2 separate regions of the Homo sapiens genome follow, and region 1 is linked to region 2. A link is a loop called in an ENCODE intact Hi-C map of the cell type or tissue named here. Cell type or tissue: heart right ventricle. All regions are shown on one strand.

What was found. A loop is a pair of places that touch in the nucleus more often than their neighbours do. Peaks named below come from ENCODE experiments on the same cell type or tissue, not always from the same donor. Only the 100,000 strongest peaks of a DNase experiment are listed, where the experiment ranks them.
Region 1: a loop joins it to region 2, with 4 times the contacts of the local background. A loop is called at or near these places in 88 of 110 quality-filtered maps.

What each region holds. Positions count from the first base shown.
Region 1 is chr6:36,767,866-36,775,865 of GRCh38, reverse strand. It overlaps CPNE5 (copine 5), which reads left to right. Exons shown (of 21, transcript NM_020939.2): 10 at 801-905. Among named protein-coding and RNA genes, the nearest start is that of CPNE5, 68 kb to the left of the region's middle. RefSeq lists enhancers at 3,449-3,948, 6,667-7,198. In heart right ventricle, no CTCF peak of the experiment used is centred here; a DNase peak (open chromatin) is centred at 7,268; H3K27ac peaks cover 2,521 bases.
Region 2 is chr6:37,014,054-37,022,053 of GRCh38, reverse strand. FGD2 (FYVE, RhoGEF and PH domain containing 2) reads right to left here. Exons shown (of 16, transcript NM_173558.4): 6 at 7,954-8,000; 7 at 7,350-7,408; 8 at 7,016-7,162; 9 at 6,194-6,286; 10 at 1,434-1,513; 11 at 1,315-1,345; 12 at 450-542. Among named protein-coding and RNA genes, the nearest start is that of FGD2, 12 kb to the right of the region's middle. RefSeq lists an enhancer at 7,536-8,000. In heart right ventricle, CTCF peaks have their summits at 178 (motif pointing left), 3,254 (motif pointing left), 3,473 and 3,675 (motif pointing right); DNase peaks (open chromatin) are centred at 3,426 and 3,723; H3K27ac peaks cover 923 bases.

The DNA of each region.
Region 1 (8,000 bases), 250 kb after region 2:
GCACTGTTCTAGGCACTAGGGATGTGCCAGTGATCAAAAGAGACAAAAATCCTTGCTTTTATGAAACTTACATTTTAGTGACAGACCATGAGCAGAATAAATAAGGAAAAAATAGACTATATCAAAATGTCAAATGGTGACAAATGAAATAGAAAAAAAAAAGTCTGGGAGGAGTCTAGGGGATGTGAGAGGCAGGAGACCAGGCAGTTGTCAATTTTAGATACGGTAGTCAGGGGAGGTTTCGTGGAGATGGCGTTTGAAGGTAGTGAGGAGTGAGTCACAAAGATGGAAGCGGAGGAGAGAATATTCCAGGCCAGGGGAACAGCAGGCACAAATGACCCATACATCTAATTTCTCCTAGTGTTTCCGGGGTTCACAGACCCCTGAGGTTCATCTGCTCATCCTTCTGTGAATTGCAGATGGAGAATCTTTGATAGAGGGTAACTGCCTGCGTTTACAGGTGGGGAGCTGGAGGCCCAGAGAGGGGAGAGCTTGCTCAAGGTCACACGGTGAGGTGGCCCCAGAGCAGAGGCTAGAACCCAGGGCTCCTGACACCCTGGGACTTGTCCCCACCTCCAGGTCCTCACCTGGTACAGGAACCCTTTCTGCAGGATCTCCAGCAAATGGCCGCCTAGTATCAGCTTGGCTGCTGTCAGTGATGGGCAGCTCATCACCTTTTGAAGCCATCATTTCCGTCGTCCAGGAACCAGAGATGTGAACCAGCTGACTCCTCTGTTGACCTGCATTCGCCTCCCTTGGGTTTGGGCCTGACAGCCTTTCCCTCTCTTCTTCTTCACCAGGTTCACCATTTGCCACAAGACCGAGGTCATGAAGAACACCCTAAATCCAGTCTGGCAAACTTTCTCCATTCCCGTGAGAGCCCTCTGCAACGGCGACTACGATCGGTGAGATGAGAAAATGTCCCTTCTTTTTTCCTTCTGCTTCTGGGCCCTCCCCAAGCACAAGTGAGGGTGGCCCCATTCATATTGACGTGGTCAGTCCCATCAGTAGAAATGAGGCCTTCTGGAGTTGTGCAGTAGGGGGTGCCCTGCACAGGCTGGGGCTTGGTGAGCCCCTCCACTCTTTCCCTGCTGCACCCGGCAATGTCTGCCTCTTCACAGCCTCACAGATCCTCTTCTCCCCACCCGCCCCACCTCTTTCCCCTCTGTCTGGCATCCCCACTGGTGGGAAACTCCCAAGGTTAGGGGGATGGGAAGTGCCCAGGATTCCAGGGAAACCCAGATGGGTGTCCCGGGTGCCCAGGCCTGGAGTTCAGCAGCTTGTCTTTTCATTGTTCCCAGTGGAGGAGCAGATGGCAGCAGGGAAGCAGGGTGTTGATGCAGGCAGAGGCAGCTGGTCCCAATTCCTGGCCAACAGACTGGGGAGTCAAGATCCTAGGGATACATCCTGCCAGCCTAGTTGCCATAAACAAACGGGGTAGAGTGCAAAGAGCTTCTGGGATTTCTTTCTCTTTTTTTAGACAGGGTCTCGCTCAGTCACCCAGGCTGGAATGCAGTGACAGTGGCGCCATCACAGCTCACTGCAGCCTGGACCTCCCAGGCTCAAGCGATCCTTCCACCTCTACCTCCTGAATATAGTTGGGACTACAGGCACCTACCACCACGCCCAGCTAATTTTTTATTTTTGTAGAGACTGGTTTCGCTGTGTTGTCCAAGCTGGTATCAAACTCCTGGGCTCAAGCAATGCACCCATCTCTGCCTCCCAAAGTGCTGGGATTACAGGTGTGAACCACCATGCCTGGCAGATTTTTTTTTTTTTTTTAATTGAGATGGGATTTCACTCTTTCACCCAGGCTGGAGTGAAGGGACATTTTCTCATCTCACCGATTTCAGCTTACTGCAGCTTCCACCTCCTGGGCTCAAGCAATCCTCCCACCTCAGCCTCCCGAGTAGCTGGTACCACAACCATGCACCACCACGCCCGGCTAATTTTTTGTGTTTTTGGTGGACATGGGGTTTCACCATGTTGCCCAGGCTAGATTTTTTGTTTTAACATATGCCTACTCTTATTACATGTTGGCTATCATCTTCATCATCATTTGAGTGTAGATTGTTGAGTGTAGATACCAGATACCTGGTTGCTAATTCTGACTCTGTGACCAAAAAGCACTGTCAACCTGGGCAATCCTTGACCTGTCTGAGCCTGAGTTTCCTTATCTGTAAAATGGGTATTAAAATGTCTGCCTACTCTACAGGACTGCATTGACGCTCACACGACACAACCTACACAACGAGGCTCTGTTGTGCCTAAAATACCAAATTCAGCATCTCATCCACAAATGTTTAGGGAACCCCTGTCATGTACCAGGCACTGTGCTAGATGCTGGGAAATCAGCAGGGTGCAGTCTTCACCCTTCACCCAACCTAGTGGTGTTTACATGCCAGTAGGGGAGGCAGACATTAATCCAATAATCACACAAGGAAACATGTAATTATACATTGTAGCAAGCGCCGAGAGAGCGAGTGGGGCCACCACCCAAAATGGGAGCTGTGAGACTGTGTTGGTTTCTGTTGAGTCAGGAGAACCCATCCCTGTCTCCTGGTGATTGCTGCAGCTCAGGTGGGTGAGGTGGTAGGGGGCTCATGGGCAGGGCTCTCTGGACAGCTAAGAAAGCTGGGCCTCTGGGCCACTCCGACAGGAGCACTGGGGTGTCGAAACAGACACCTGGGGTCAGGCGTGGTGGCTCACGCCTGTAATCCCAACACTTTGGGAGGCTGAGATGGGCTTGAATCCAGGAGTTCAAGACCAGCCCGCGTAACATAGTGAGACCCCCATCTTTACAAAAAAAAATTTAAAAATTTAAAACTAAATTTAAAAAAATTAAAACATTAAAAAAAATTATCTGGGTATAGTGGCGCACATCTGTGGACCCAGCTACTCAGGTGGCTGAGGCAAAAGGATCACGTGAGCCCAGGAGTTCAAGGCTGCAATGAGCTATGATTGCACCACTGCACTCCAGCTTGGGATGCTGTCTCAAGAAAAAAAAAAGAAAACCTTAAAGACAAAAAAGAAAACAAACAAACAAAACCAGACACCTTGGGGCAGCTGGGAGCCTGAAAAGGCATGTTGAGGGGATGATCAGCAGATGAATGGCCTCCAGGCACCCCTGTTACACTCCGAAGAAACCCCCAGGCTGCCAGTTTGAGACATGAGCTTGTTCTTTTTCCTGCCTCTTGGCTGGGACAGAAGAGCCACAGTCTGTTCCACAGGTGGTCACTGAGTGCCTCCTGTGTCCCAGCGTGGCGCCTCTAGCTGTGCGGATTTAAACGAACAGGGTCGCCTTCCCATCTTTAGGGAGACTGTGGTCTGACCACAGGCAGCACAGATGTGCACATGTATTTTAGACAGATAAATAAGTGCACAAAATAAGACTGGGAACAAAGACGGTCTTAGCGCTGCAGTCAAACAAGCCTCTGTTACACATCTAGCTGGCTCCTGGGGCTTCTAGAGTGGGTGAGGGGATGAGAGGACAGGCTGGTTGGAGCAGTGAGAGGACGGGCTGGTTGGAGCAGTGAGTTCTAAAGAAGGCCCAGGAAAGGCTGGAAAGTCAGGGGTGGAGGATCCTGGGGACAGGGGCACGGGAATAAAGGGAGATGGAAACAAAGTGAGAGGAAATTCAAGGTAGGGGGATGGGAGAGTATGGCAGTTAAAGTCTCACAGGGCAGAAGGAATTGGGGATCCCTGGCCCAACTGACCCCTCACAACCCTGTATCTCTAGAGAGGAGCTCCCAGGGTTGCAGGAGCCAGCTTTGTCAGGGACAGTGAAAGGGGCAGCAGGGCTCGGAGGCCTGGCTTCACCACTGGGCCGTTGGAGGAGGTGGGTATTTATTTGGTGGGAGGGGCAGGCTCCCACCTCCCACTCTGAGGCAGAGCCTAGCCTCATCTCGCTGCAGGATGGCCCTCCCCCATGTCCAGAAGCAGATCTTCCATAATGTGACTGACAGTAGTGTTAATCAAGGAGGCCAGGGATGTCACTCTGGCTCCAAGAACGATCAGGCCTATCCCCCCGCCCCCCAGCCCCAGTGTAACCCACGCACCCAACAGACACTCAGGAGGTGCCAGTATCAGAAGGCCCTCCAGGGTAGGCAGGGGAGGGCCCTGTGCAGGAAAATGGGGCCACTGTCCCCTCCTTCCAAGACACCTCTTGGAGCCTCACAGAACGTAGTTGATTTAATTCAGCAGCCGTGTCTTCCAAGCCAGTCAGGCCCCAGGCACTGTGTTGGGTGCTGTGGGGGCCTATTGACCCAAGCCTCCCTCTTAGGTTGCTCCCAGGCCAGTGGGGAGACAGACAGGTCATGATAATAGCAAAGACTCCTATAGCACTTAACCATGGGCCAGGCCCTGCTCTAAGTGCTTTATGTATAGGAACTAATTTAATCCCCCCAACAATTAGCTCATTGCAAAGAGGTGCTGATGCTAGCCACATTTTACAGGTAAGGAGACAGAGAGGCCCTGAGAGATTAAGTCACTTGCCCAGTGTCTTGCTGCCAGCCGGTGGTAGAACCAGGATGTGGACCCCGGCAGCCTGGCTCTAGATTCTGTGTTGTTAATCCCTATGCACTGTTGCCAGATAGCCAAGACATGGCATGACAGGGCTGTGACCAGGGTGCATCTGGGGGAGGCTTACTAATGAGCACCTTGCTCAGGGGTTAGGGGCAGTTCTGCTTTCTGATTAGAGGTAGGGAAGCTGCTTGGATTGGTTTTAGTCCTCAAAGCATTAACGTCCTTCTGGCTTTAATACCAAATAATTCAGAGGGGAGAGGAGAGGGGAACAGCAAGAAGGAAGAGGAAGACCCAAAAGGCCTTGGTACCTGCCTGGGTAAGGGAGTGAAAGAGGGGAAGGGATAATGGTTCAGCGTTTGAGGGCAGGAAAAGGTGGCACCACCGACAGAAATGGGCAGTGTGATCGGCAGCCAGATTCTTACTCACAGATTTGTGTTCCGCAGTTCTTTTCACAGCCTATCTGAAACCCATTTTTAAAAAAATTATCCTTCTTAAGTTATAAAGATTATGTTTGTTGTTTGAAAACGAGCTGCTGCTGTTGAGAGGTTGGGGAAAGAGAGGTAAACTTGGTTTCAGCCACATTGAGAGGAGGCAGCTGTGGACCAGGCACCGCTAAAGCAGGAGGGGACAGCAGTCTAGGGTCTCCAGGAGGGGGGTGGCCAGAGATCTGGTGCCCTGAGAGGCCCTGTGGGTGATGCCAGAGGCCAGGAGCAAGAAAGAAGAGGAGATGGTCAGAGGGATAGGAGGGAACTAAGAGGAGGGCGGCACGGTCAGGGATCATTCCCTCCTATTGTGAGAAGAGGTACAGGAGGATGAGAACCCGGGCCTGATGAGAAAGGGCAGTGTTCTCGGAATGATGGGTGTAGAAGCCAGGTAATACGATTACAGTTACTGAGGACTTAGGACATGGACCAAGTTGTATTCTAATTGGTTTAAATGCGTTATCTTATTTTGTGAATTTAAATTTTACAATAACCCTAGGAGCCGGGTCTAGTGCTGTGCCTATTTTACAAGGGAAATAGAAGAGAAGATATTATATAACTTGCCAGAGTAAGGAGAAGCTGCATTTCCCTCCTGTTGAAATTGCCTCTGGCCTGGCCCTCTGGCCTGGAGTCTCCCTGCCTTTGCTATGTGTCCAGTCCACACAAGGCCAAACCTGAGTGACCTAGCTGAGCAGAGCTGAAGTCACAGGAAGTGGCATCAGGATCAGAGCCAAGCCAGCCTTCCGGTGGGGTAAAGTGGGGTGATGACAGGAAGCACTTCCCCTGCCTTCCTGGAATTTGCCCTACTCTCTTAATGTTCTGTGACTTGAGGATTTGTCCCTGTTAAACCACAGTTGTCTGGGTCAGGCTGCTCACACCTTGATGCTGAATGAGTAGATTTTAAGAGGGTGTTAAGAGTGTGGAGTCCTCACCTGGAGAGAGGAAAGGAGTCACCGCAGCTTCCCACTTCTGCCTGGCACCCTTGATGTGTGAGTTCCTTCTCTTTTGCATCCGGCCACAGATGAGCTCCCAGGAGGGCCAGGCGCCCTATCAGGCATCTCCACAGATGGCCTCGATGAAGGGCATCGTACCGTTCTCGGTATTCACATGCAGAAGCTGAGGCTCAGACGGGAGGCACGGTCACCGCGGCACTGCCCGGTGTTGCGCAGTGCAACCTGGGGGCCGAGATTGCTGCCAGTCTCACTGCCTGCCCCAGATGAGGCCCTGATGCTCCTCTTCCTGAAGAGTTGAGTGTTGGACTGACTCAAGTCCATTTAAGGCAAAACCCCTCAGGGCCTGTCAGCCCTCGGGACTTGTAAGCCGCAGGGAAACCTTCCCCCTGCCAGGCAGAGGCTCATTAGGAGGCAGACCTTGCAGCTCAGCTGGGAGGAAACTATAGATAGAGCTAGTTGGTATGCCGTGGGGGCAGCCTGGCGTTTTGGCTGGTGTCTCTCATCCCTGCTGGCTTGCCCAGGCTCACACATATCTGGCTCTGTCATTGTGGCTCTAGGTGTCCAGAGGCCCAGGTCACTGACTCCTGGCATCACCACTGACCAGCTGTGTGACTCACGGAGAGCCACATACTCTTGGCCTCCTTTTGTGATTTTGTAGAATGACGGTATTATTACCTGCACAGCCCATTTCATCACGTTGCTAGGAGCTCTCAGTCAGCCAACAAATATGTATACAGCACCTGATATAGGCTAGGCACTGTTCTAGAAGCTGAAGATACAGCAGGAAACAAACAAACAAAAATCCCGGGCCTCATGGAGCTGATATTTTCAAGAAGCATGGGAATTGTTTGAGAGACAGGAGCTTGGATAAAGGGATGGAGTGTTTTAGACAGGAACAGAGCAACATGTGTCCAGCGCTGACTGTACGTGGAGATAGTTTACTTGCACAGCAGCTCCAAAGTGGCTGTGATTTTTCTCAATTTGGAAAGGAGGGGAGTGTCTGAGGGTTAAGCCAGTTGCTCGGGGCAACAGACCTAGTACTTGGAAGAGCTGAGACTGCCAGCCAGGGCTGCTCACCCCACAGCCGAAGGTCTTTTCTGCCCACTTTGCTGCCTCCTAGGTTAGGCCTCTGTCCTGAGCCTTTGTATGCCAGATAAGGTGTTCATTTGGTGGTCTGCAGAAGCCCATTTCATTTTCCCACACCCAATAAGCCTGTTCTCTTGGGTGCCGGCCCCAGAAGTCACAGTCAGCTGGACCGCAGCTTTTGTTGGCCCTGTGCTAAGGGGTTAGGAGCCAAGGCCAGCAGGTGACAAGTGACATCTGCAGTGACTTCAGGCAGCCCAACCAGGGTGGACAGCCACAGAACTGTGAATATGGCTGGGCACGCTGGTTCACGCCTGTAATCCCAGCATTTTGGGAGGCCAAGGTGGGCGGATCACTTGAGGTCAGGAGTTTGAGACCAACCTGGCCACCATGGTGAAACCCCGTCTCTACTAAAAATACAAAAATTAGCCGGATATGATGGCATGCGCCTGTAATCCCAGCTACTCAGGAGGCTGAGGCAGAATTGCTTGAACCCAGGAGGTGGAGGTTGCAGTGAGCCGAGATCGTACCACTGCACTCCAGCTTGGGCGACAGAGCGAGACTCTGTCTCAAAAAAAAAAAAAAAAAAAAAAAAAAAGAACTGTGAATAGAGTAGTCAAAGCCTTATTTGTCTTCTCCCCATGGTCTTCCCCCTGTCTCTGGGCACTATTTCTCTCACCTCCTTCTCTCCCAAAGCTGGAGGTGCAGACTTTGAGCTAATCTGACCCCCAGGCTGCAGCCATCCCTGGAGCCTTAATGGAGGCCAGGCCGAGTTTGCACAGGAATCTCATTCAGTGGTCTCAACCTGGGTTGCAAGTTCAAATCCCCCTGGGGAGCTTTTAACAATTCCCATGCCCAGCTTGCACTCCAGACCAACTGATCATGAATCTCTCGGGTAAGACATTGGTGTCAGTATTTCTAAAGCTTCTTGGGGGGATTCCAAATTGCAACCAAGTTT
Region 2 (8,000 bases):
CCTATTGTATAAGTGAGGAAACTGAGGCCCAGAGAGGTCAAATGACTCAGCAGTCACTCAGCAAGCCAGAGTTCAGCTCAAATCTGAACTCAAACCACAGATATCCTCCCCAGCCCCCACCTCACTCACCTTCCATCTTCCCTGAGACTTTGTATTTCTCAGATACTTTCAAACCCAAAACCCTACTGCCCCCTGCAGCTGGAGCTGCAGAGACGTGAAACACTTCCCCAAGACAGCTGTGCAGACAGGCTCTCAAAGGAAGTTTTGCTAAAGGGGAATGCTCAGGCCCTGAGTCGGGGGATGCGCTGGGAAGGCTTCCCCTGGTCCCTTCAGTCTCTCCTGGCAGATGACACTCCCTCTCCCTCTGAGCTGGTATAGGCAGAACAGAGAGGGAACAAGCTCTATTTGGGTTGGTGGCTCCAGCAAGGGATGAAAAAGCCTTCATTTACCTCCTGCTCCTGGATGTCTCCCTCAGGCCCCTGGGCCGCAGCCTTGAAGGTTTCATTCCGCTTCTCGATTTGGTCAATGGCTGCTTGGAAGGCCTGGGGTGCAGGGAGGGGGAGGGTCGGGGCTTGAGGTGTGGAAGGGAGGGATTGCTCCTCTGTCCATCCTTCCGTGCATGCAACAGACAGGGCTGAAAGCCCACTGGGTACCAGGCGCTGGATTCTACACACACGCGGGCTGCCTTATCGGAGGAGAAACTACCAGCCCCAGGTTACAGATGTAAAAACTGAGGCTCAGAGAGGGTAAGTGACTGGCCCTGGACTGCCCAGCTAGGCAATGAGAAGCAGCAAGATAGGAACCCAGATCGGTCTCCAAACTACCACAGAGCAGCTCCTTAGGAAGAGCAGGGAGCAGCTGAGCACACGCAGGTGTGGGAGCATGCACACACACACACGCACGCACACACAAACACAGACACACAAAGACACATACACACAAGCACGTACATACACATGCATACAAACACACACATACACACAAACACATGCACACATGCATGCACACAAACACACATATACACATACACACATACATGTACACACGCACACACATGCATGCACACATACACACAAACACACACACAAACACACAGACACAGACATGCACACACAGATGCACACACATGCATACACACATGCACACACACACACACACACACACATGCATACATACACCACTCCCTCCCCTTCAGCCCAAATAGGCTAGGGAGAATCCCAGGAGCTTCATCAAGGTAGTCTAGTACCAAGAAAGAAAAAAAGAAAAAAGAAAGAAAGGAAAAAGACTCCCAGAAGCCTCGGAGCGTTCCCATACCTGCATCCAGGAAATCATTTCCTCCTGGGACCTGCTCGGAAAGTGAACACAGGTGTTGAGGAGATCAGCCCCTCCCAGTTTTCCCGCCTGGCCCTGGGCCGCCACCCCAGCTCCTTTACCGGGCTTGCAGCTCCAGGGTGCGCTGCTTCCCGGACACCAGGAAGGAGTGGGGAAACTCAGCATCCATCAGCTCCCGCACCTGCCAAGAGGAGGGAGGCAACCAGTTCAGACTCATCATAGCCCGGGTCCCAGGCACAGCACTGTGGAGGGGAGGGAGGTGGATTGTGCCCAAGGGACAATTCAAATTCGAGAGACAGGGATGCAGAGCTTGTTCGCCACCTCTCTAATCCTGTTGAGCCAAGCAAATGCCCCTGCAACTGGGCCTCGCTCCAAGCAAATGGAACCTATGGCTCCTGGAATTTTAGCAGCAGCTAAGTTGACCCAGTGTGACGTGGAGATGACAATTTTTGACAATGGATTCAACAAAAAAGGAAATTAGATTTCAAAACTGGATGAGTATATGAGGTTCATTATACCGTTTTCTTGGCTTTAAAATTTTCATAATAAAACATTAAAGAAAATAACCTTGGCTGGGTGCAGTGGCTCACGCCTGTAATCCCAGCATTTTGGGAGGTCAAGGCGGGTAGATCACTAGAGGCCAGGAGTTTGAGAACAGCCTGGGCAATATGGTGAAACCCATCTCTTCTAAAAGTACAAAAATTAGCTGGACATGGTGGCGCATGCCTGTCATCCCAACTACTCGGGAGGCTGAGGCACAATAATCTCTTGAACCTAGGAGGTGGAGGTTGCAGTGAGCTGAGATTGTGCCATTGCACTCCAGCCTGGGTGACAGAGGGAGACTCTGTCTCAAAAAAAAAAAAAAAGAAAAGAAAAGAAAAGAAGAAGAAAATAATCTTCACAGCAATCTTGGGAAGCAGATACTATCATCCTCATTTAGGAGATGAGGAAATGGATGCTCAGAGAGGGCAAGAGAGCTGCCTGAGGTCACACAGCACCTAAGGGGCAAAAGAAGGATTCCACCCCAGGTTTTCAGCCCCCAAGGGTGAGATGGAAGAACATCTATTTCCATCCTACCCCCAGAGTCCTGTAAGCACACTTCCTTCAGACGGTGTGGAGAGAGATTTGCAAAGAGAACCTAAGACACAGGCTGAGAGCACAAGAGCTTCTGTGTGGGGCAACTTTGTTGCCATTAAATTCCTCAAACACTTGAGCTCCTCTGCTGCCTCCCATGTGGTGGCCAGGCCTTTGCACACTTCCAGGGCAGCTCACCATAACCCAGACAGCACTGAGTACAAGCACATCTTTCCTCAGGTTAGGCCTAGTCTGCAGCCTCACTCCCCAGTCTTTGCCTTAGAAGGGGCTGATGTGATTTGGATTCGATGCCCTTGGCAATGAGGAGGCGGTCATGTGGAAAGAGGTATTTGGGAAAGAGCCAAATACCTCTTTGTGTGCAAGGGATGACAGGCTGGATGTGGGCCAAATGGGACAAACCTGTAGCCCAAAGGCCAGTTAGGAAGCAACATCATAAATGGTCCTGGCCTGCCCAGGTGCACTGGAGAGACAGAAGAGGTTTCTAACTGGGTCAGGGAGAGGGGAAAGGGAAAAGAAGGGAGAAATCCAAGGTTTGCAGTCCAGAAGCAGGAAGAAATATCATGCTTTTGACAGAAAAAAGGGAACTGGGGGCTCCTGACCTGAGGGTCCAGGCTGCCCCTGGGATGTTCATACAGAGGCTTCCAGCTCCCCAGCAGGTTTCAAGAGGAGTTTCCAGAACTGTGCTGAGCTGAGCCTCAACCACTTTCCCCAGGGCTAGGTCAATTCAGTCCCCTGCTAGTCCATACAGTACGTTTGTAGTAATTAGAAAAGGACAGCCTTCCTCAAAACACTTTACTGACATCTGTTGGCAAACTGGCATAATACCTAGATATTGTTGGAACAAGACATTTGACTGCCATCTGCCGGACAATTCTCACTATAAATATACCATCTATGATATATCATAGTCTGCTAATCTGCAGTTGGCTGCAGAAGACATCCTCTTAGATGAGGTATCCTTGTGCAGTGTACAACCTGCACAACTGTACGTGGAGCCCCTAGGTATGTGTGTCCACACCCCTTCCTTCTTCCCAGGCTGGCCCTGTGGGGGATGGCAAAATACTAAGACCAAGTCAGACCTTGGAGAGAATCAGCTGCTGTGAACTAGGCCTCCCTGACACCTAGGAAGGAGGAGGCCAGGGAGTCATAGGCCAATAGGAACCATCATGATGGTCAAAGGCAAGATTTGCCTCCAAATCACAGACTCAGAAAATGGTTCCTGCACAGAAGTAGGGTGAGTGGACAGCTCTGCACTTGCCAAGCCCATGCCGTCCAGGAGAGGGTGCTGTGCGGCTGCTGGAGTATCAGACATGTTAGCCGAGACTAGCAGACTCCAGAGACCCGGCACACACAGGGCTGGTGAGCTCTCAACACACACCCAAAGCATCTGATGCTCTCAGGCTCGGCTCTCTCTGTTTTCTCTCTATGACTCTGTTTTGGTTTCTATATTTCTTAGCCTTCCTATCTGTCGATCTCTATTTTTCTATGCCTGGGTCTCTGACAGTCCTTTGGCAGGGCCACCCGTCTCCATTTCTCTGTCTGTAGCTCTCTATAAACCTGCCTTTCTCAGCCTCACTCACCAAGGACTCCAGACATACAAGCCTGCACACGCCCTGGTCTATGTGACATTCTGGCCCCTTCAGGATGGAAAGCTAGATGCCAGGGCCGGGGCTGCACTCCTAAAAGACTTCAGTCAGCTCAGGTGTCGGGGTGAGCTGTGAACCCATGTTCCCTCATCAGCTTTCATCATTCCCAGGCTGCACCCCACCCCCAGGCCCTGGATTGCTCCAGATGCCAGGCAACCCCAGTCAGGAGCAGGGGTGGGGCTCTTTTGCTGGGGTCTCTGGAGGCCCCAGGGGCTCTAGAGGGTAGAGCATTCTGGTTCAACTCCTGCCTGCAGCTCCCTTCTGGGGCTGAAGGGGGTAGGGGTGATGCTGAATAGGAGAGTGACAAGATGGGCCAGACCAGACCTCTGCTTCTTCCAGTCCCAGCCCTCAGGACACACCAGGACTCAGGAGCCAGCAGAGAGGGGTGGTCAGGAAGCTTCTCTGGCTGTGTCCTCCACGATGCCAGAAATTCCACCATAGTCTTGAACCCTCTGGATTGAAGCCTTAATAGGCGACAGCAGAGCGTGGTGGTTAGACGCAGAAGCGCCAGCCTTTGTTACACCTGCATCTGAATCCTGGCTTGGTCACTCGAACTAGCATTTGCGATATGACCTTCAAGCAAGTTATTTAAGTTAGAAAGGTTTTCTAGGGCCTTGGTTTTCTCATGTTTAAAAATGGGATTAACTGCAGATACATTCACACACAGGCAGGCTGTACCAGGCTATTCACTGCAGCCTCATTTGCAGCTGCTGACAACTGAAAACAATCTAAGTGTCTCTCAGCAGAAGACTGGTTGAAGAAATTCCGGTGCATCTGCACAGTGGGACGCAATGCAGCTGGGCAGGAGGATGAGGAAGCTCTCAAGTACAGGGACACCTCAGTCTCCAGCATTTGCAGTTAGTTAAAAAAAAAAAAGCAAAGTGCAGAAAAATGTGTAGAGTATACCACTGCTTCTTGCATAAATGAGGAAACAATCCTATTATATGTTATTGGTTTGCTAGGCGAAGACCACCTCTGGAAGGCCTCACAAGAAGCAAGGATTGCCTTCAGGAAGGGGAACTAGGGGATAGAGTCGGGCGGAGACTTTCATTGTATATATTTTTTATATTGTTTGACTTTAGAATGTGTATAATCTGTATTTTTTAAGTAGTAAAATTAAAATATTTTTAAAAGATAAAAAACAGGCTGGGTGTGGTGGCTCATGCCTGTAATCCCAGCACTTTAGGAGGCCAAGCCAGGTGAATCACTTGAGGTCAGGAGTTTGAGACCAGCCTGGGCAACATGGTGAAACCCCATCTCTCCTACCAAAAATACAAAAATTGGCCGGGCATGGGGGCTCGCGCCTACAGTCCCAGCTACTTGGGAGGCTGAGGCAGGAGAATTGCTCGAACCCAGGAGGTGGAGGTTGCAGTGAGCCGAGATTTTGCTGTTGCACTCCAGCCTGGGCAACAGAGTGAGACTCGGTCTCAAAAAAAAAAAAAAAAATCCAGAAGATTCTAACAGCCCCTGCATCATGGGGCTGTTAGGAGGATCTTGTGGTCCCCCCATGGGCTCCATCATGGACTACTGGCCCTGCTCATTTGCCATAATCTCTGGATGAGGTAGATGGGGACACACACAAGCCAGCCGCTGAGCTGACACTGGAGACCTTTCCTACTCAAAACGTGTTCTGTGCTCCTACAGTATCAGCATACACTGCCCAGGATATGTCTCATTTCATTTAATTCTCACAATCCTGCAGGTGGGGTCAGTTGTCAGCCCATCTTAACTGGGAGCTGGTTAGAAATGCAGGATCTCAGGCACCCCCCCACCCAGACCTCCTGATTCAGAACCTGCATTTTTACAAGATGCCCAGAGGATTCGCGCACACATGAAAGTTTTTGAAGCAGTGGTATAAACAGTAGGGAAAGCACAGAAAGGCCAAGCTGGCTCATGCACTGCCGCGAAGGGAGGGCCAAACCTGTGGGAAGCTGGGAAGGACAGGGCAGGAGGGCTAGGATCCCAGAGGGGAGAGCCCCACACTCTTCCATCTCCATGTTTGCCCAGGCCCTGCAAGGGTTTGGTTCTGTGATTGAGAACCTGGTTGGCCCCTCCTCTTACTCCCTGTACTCAGTCCTACCCTTGAGGTGGAGCCCAGTGGTGTTTAGGGGGCCTCTTACCTTCATCCCGGCCACATCGATGCGGGTCCTCACCTGGAACTGGGCGCCCACCTGGATCACCCTGGGCACACAGTAGAGCAGCATGTTGTTGAACTGCAGGAGACACAGGCGTGAGTGGCCCGTGGCAGGGGCAGGGAGGATGGCTAGGTGGGGTTTCCCCGAGGGTGGGCCGAGCATGGGCTGAGCACCACTGGACCCGCTCCCCTTTGAACACACTCTGGCCAGCCTGCTCACAGGACATCACAGGTGATGATGTAGGTGATGAGGAAGGGGCTGTCAAGCTCCCAATTCCCCTAGGATGGTTACTGAAGGGTCACCCTACAAGGGACCATAGCAGACCTCAGAAACCTACAAGGCCTTTCTCAACAGGGGCTCAGGATGGCAGGGGTTTACAAGAGGTTATATCTCTGTTCCCCAGACCTCCAGGCAGGACCACCTTTCCAGGTGTCAGGAGATCCCCCGGCTTCTTCCGTGCAAACCCAGGGCAGTTCTTCCTAGTAGCTAACCTTACTCCTTCCTGCTGTGCGCTCTCTAGAGCACAGATTAATATCACAGGCTTTGCAGTCAGACTGGGTTCAAACTCTGACTCTGTTGCTTCCTAGGACATGTCTGGGAAACCTGTGGGTTGGAAATCTCTGAGGCTTAGAGGCAGCAGGTGACCTGTCCAAAGTCATCTGGGTGCCAAAGCAGAAAAAGACAGAGAAGCGTTCTCTTCCCTGTCCCCCTGCAGTGCCAGGTAGAGGCCAGGCAGTATGACTCGGGCCAGAGTGGCCCATGGACTTCCCTCCCCAGTGTGGAGAGGAGCTCCCAGCACCCTCTTACCAAGAAAAGGTAGCGCTCCATGGGGTCGTTGCGGCGGAAGGAGATCTTGAGGACCGGGCCCTCACGGAGCAGGGTGTTAGAGGGGTCTACTATGTCGTCCTCGAGGCCCAGGCGCTGGTACACCTCCCACAGGTCCTGCAGCCGCTCCTAGGGGGTTGGGGTGCATCCTCAGCCAAGTCTGGGCAGGGCTCACCTGCTTCTGGAAGGCTTGCCTTGTGGGGACGGGGACTGGGGGGTAACAGTGAGGGCAGCAGTGGGATAGGTGTCATGGGTGGGACCAGGCTGAGACCTGCAGGGAGGGGGACAGGGCTCCAGGAGAGGGCGGGCTGCTTACCATCTCAGTGATGGCTGCATTGGAGTGCTGGGCAGCTGAGAAGATCATGTCCAGGGCTTCTGAAAGGGGCAGGGCCGGAGTTTATTCCCTGAGAATCTAGGGCTGGTGGCTGGGGCAGGAGGTCCTTGAAGTTCAACAAAGGGCCCTCAGGACCTGCCATGACAGCCCCCAGGAGCAGCCCTGCCTGTGCAGCCCAGCCATGGGGTGTCTGAATGGCGGGAGCCCCCCAGGGCTGAGAGACTGGAAGCCACTGAACGTTAGCCATTAGGTGTTTGGCTTTGGTGACTCTCACTGCTTCCCAAAACAAGCCAGACCTAGAGGGTATAATGGAAGGAGCATGGGCTTTGGTATCACATAGGCATGGGTTCAAATCCCAGTTCTGCTACTCTCTGGCTGCGTGACCTTGAGCAAGTCACTAAACCTCTCTGGGCCTTAGTGTCCTCATCTGTGAAAAATGGCTAATGGTATGGATGATGTCTATGAAGTGCCAGTGGTTGATGTTGATGACTGATGGTCGTCAAAACCATTTTAGCAGGAGCTCAGTAAGTATATGGGAATGGCTTAGGCCTCCTCAGCCCCCTGGGACCCCTGGGGGTGTCCTCACTCTGGGCATCGGCCTGGTCTGGGGCCTGGGCTGGCAGCTTCTGGATG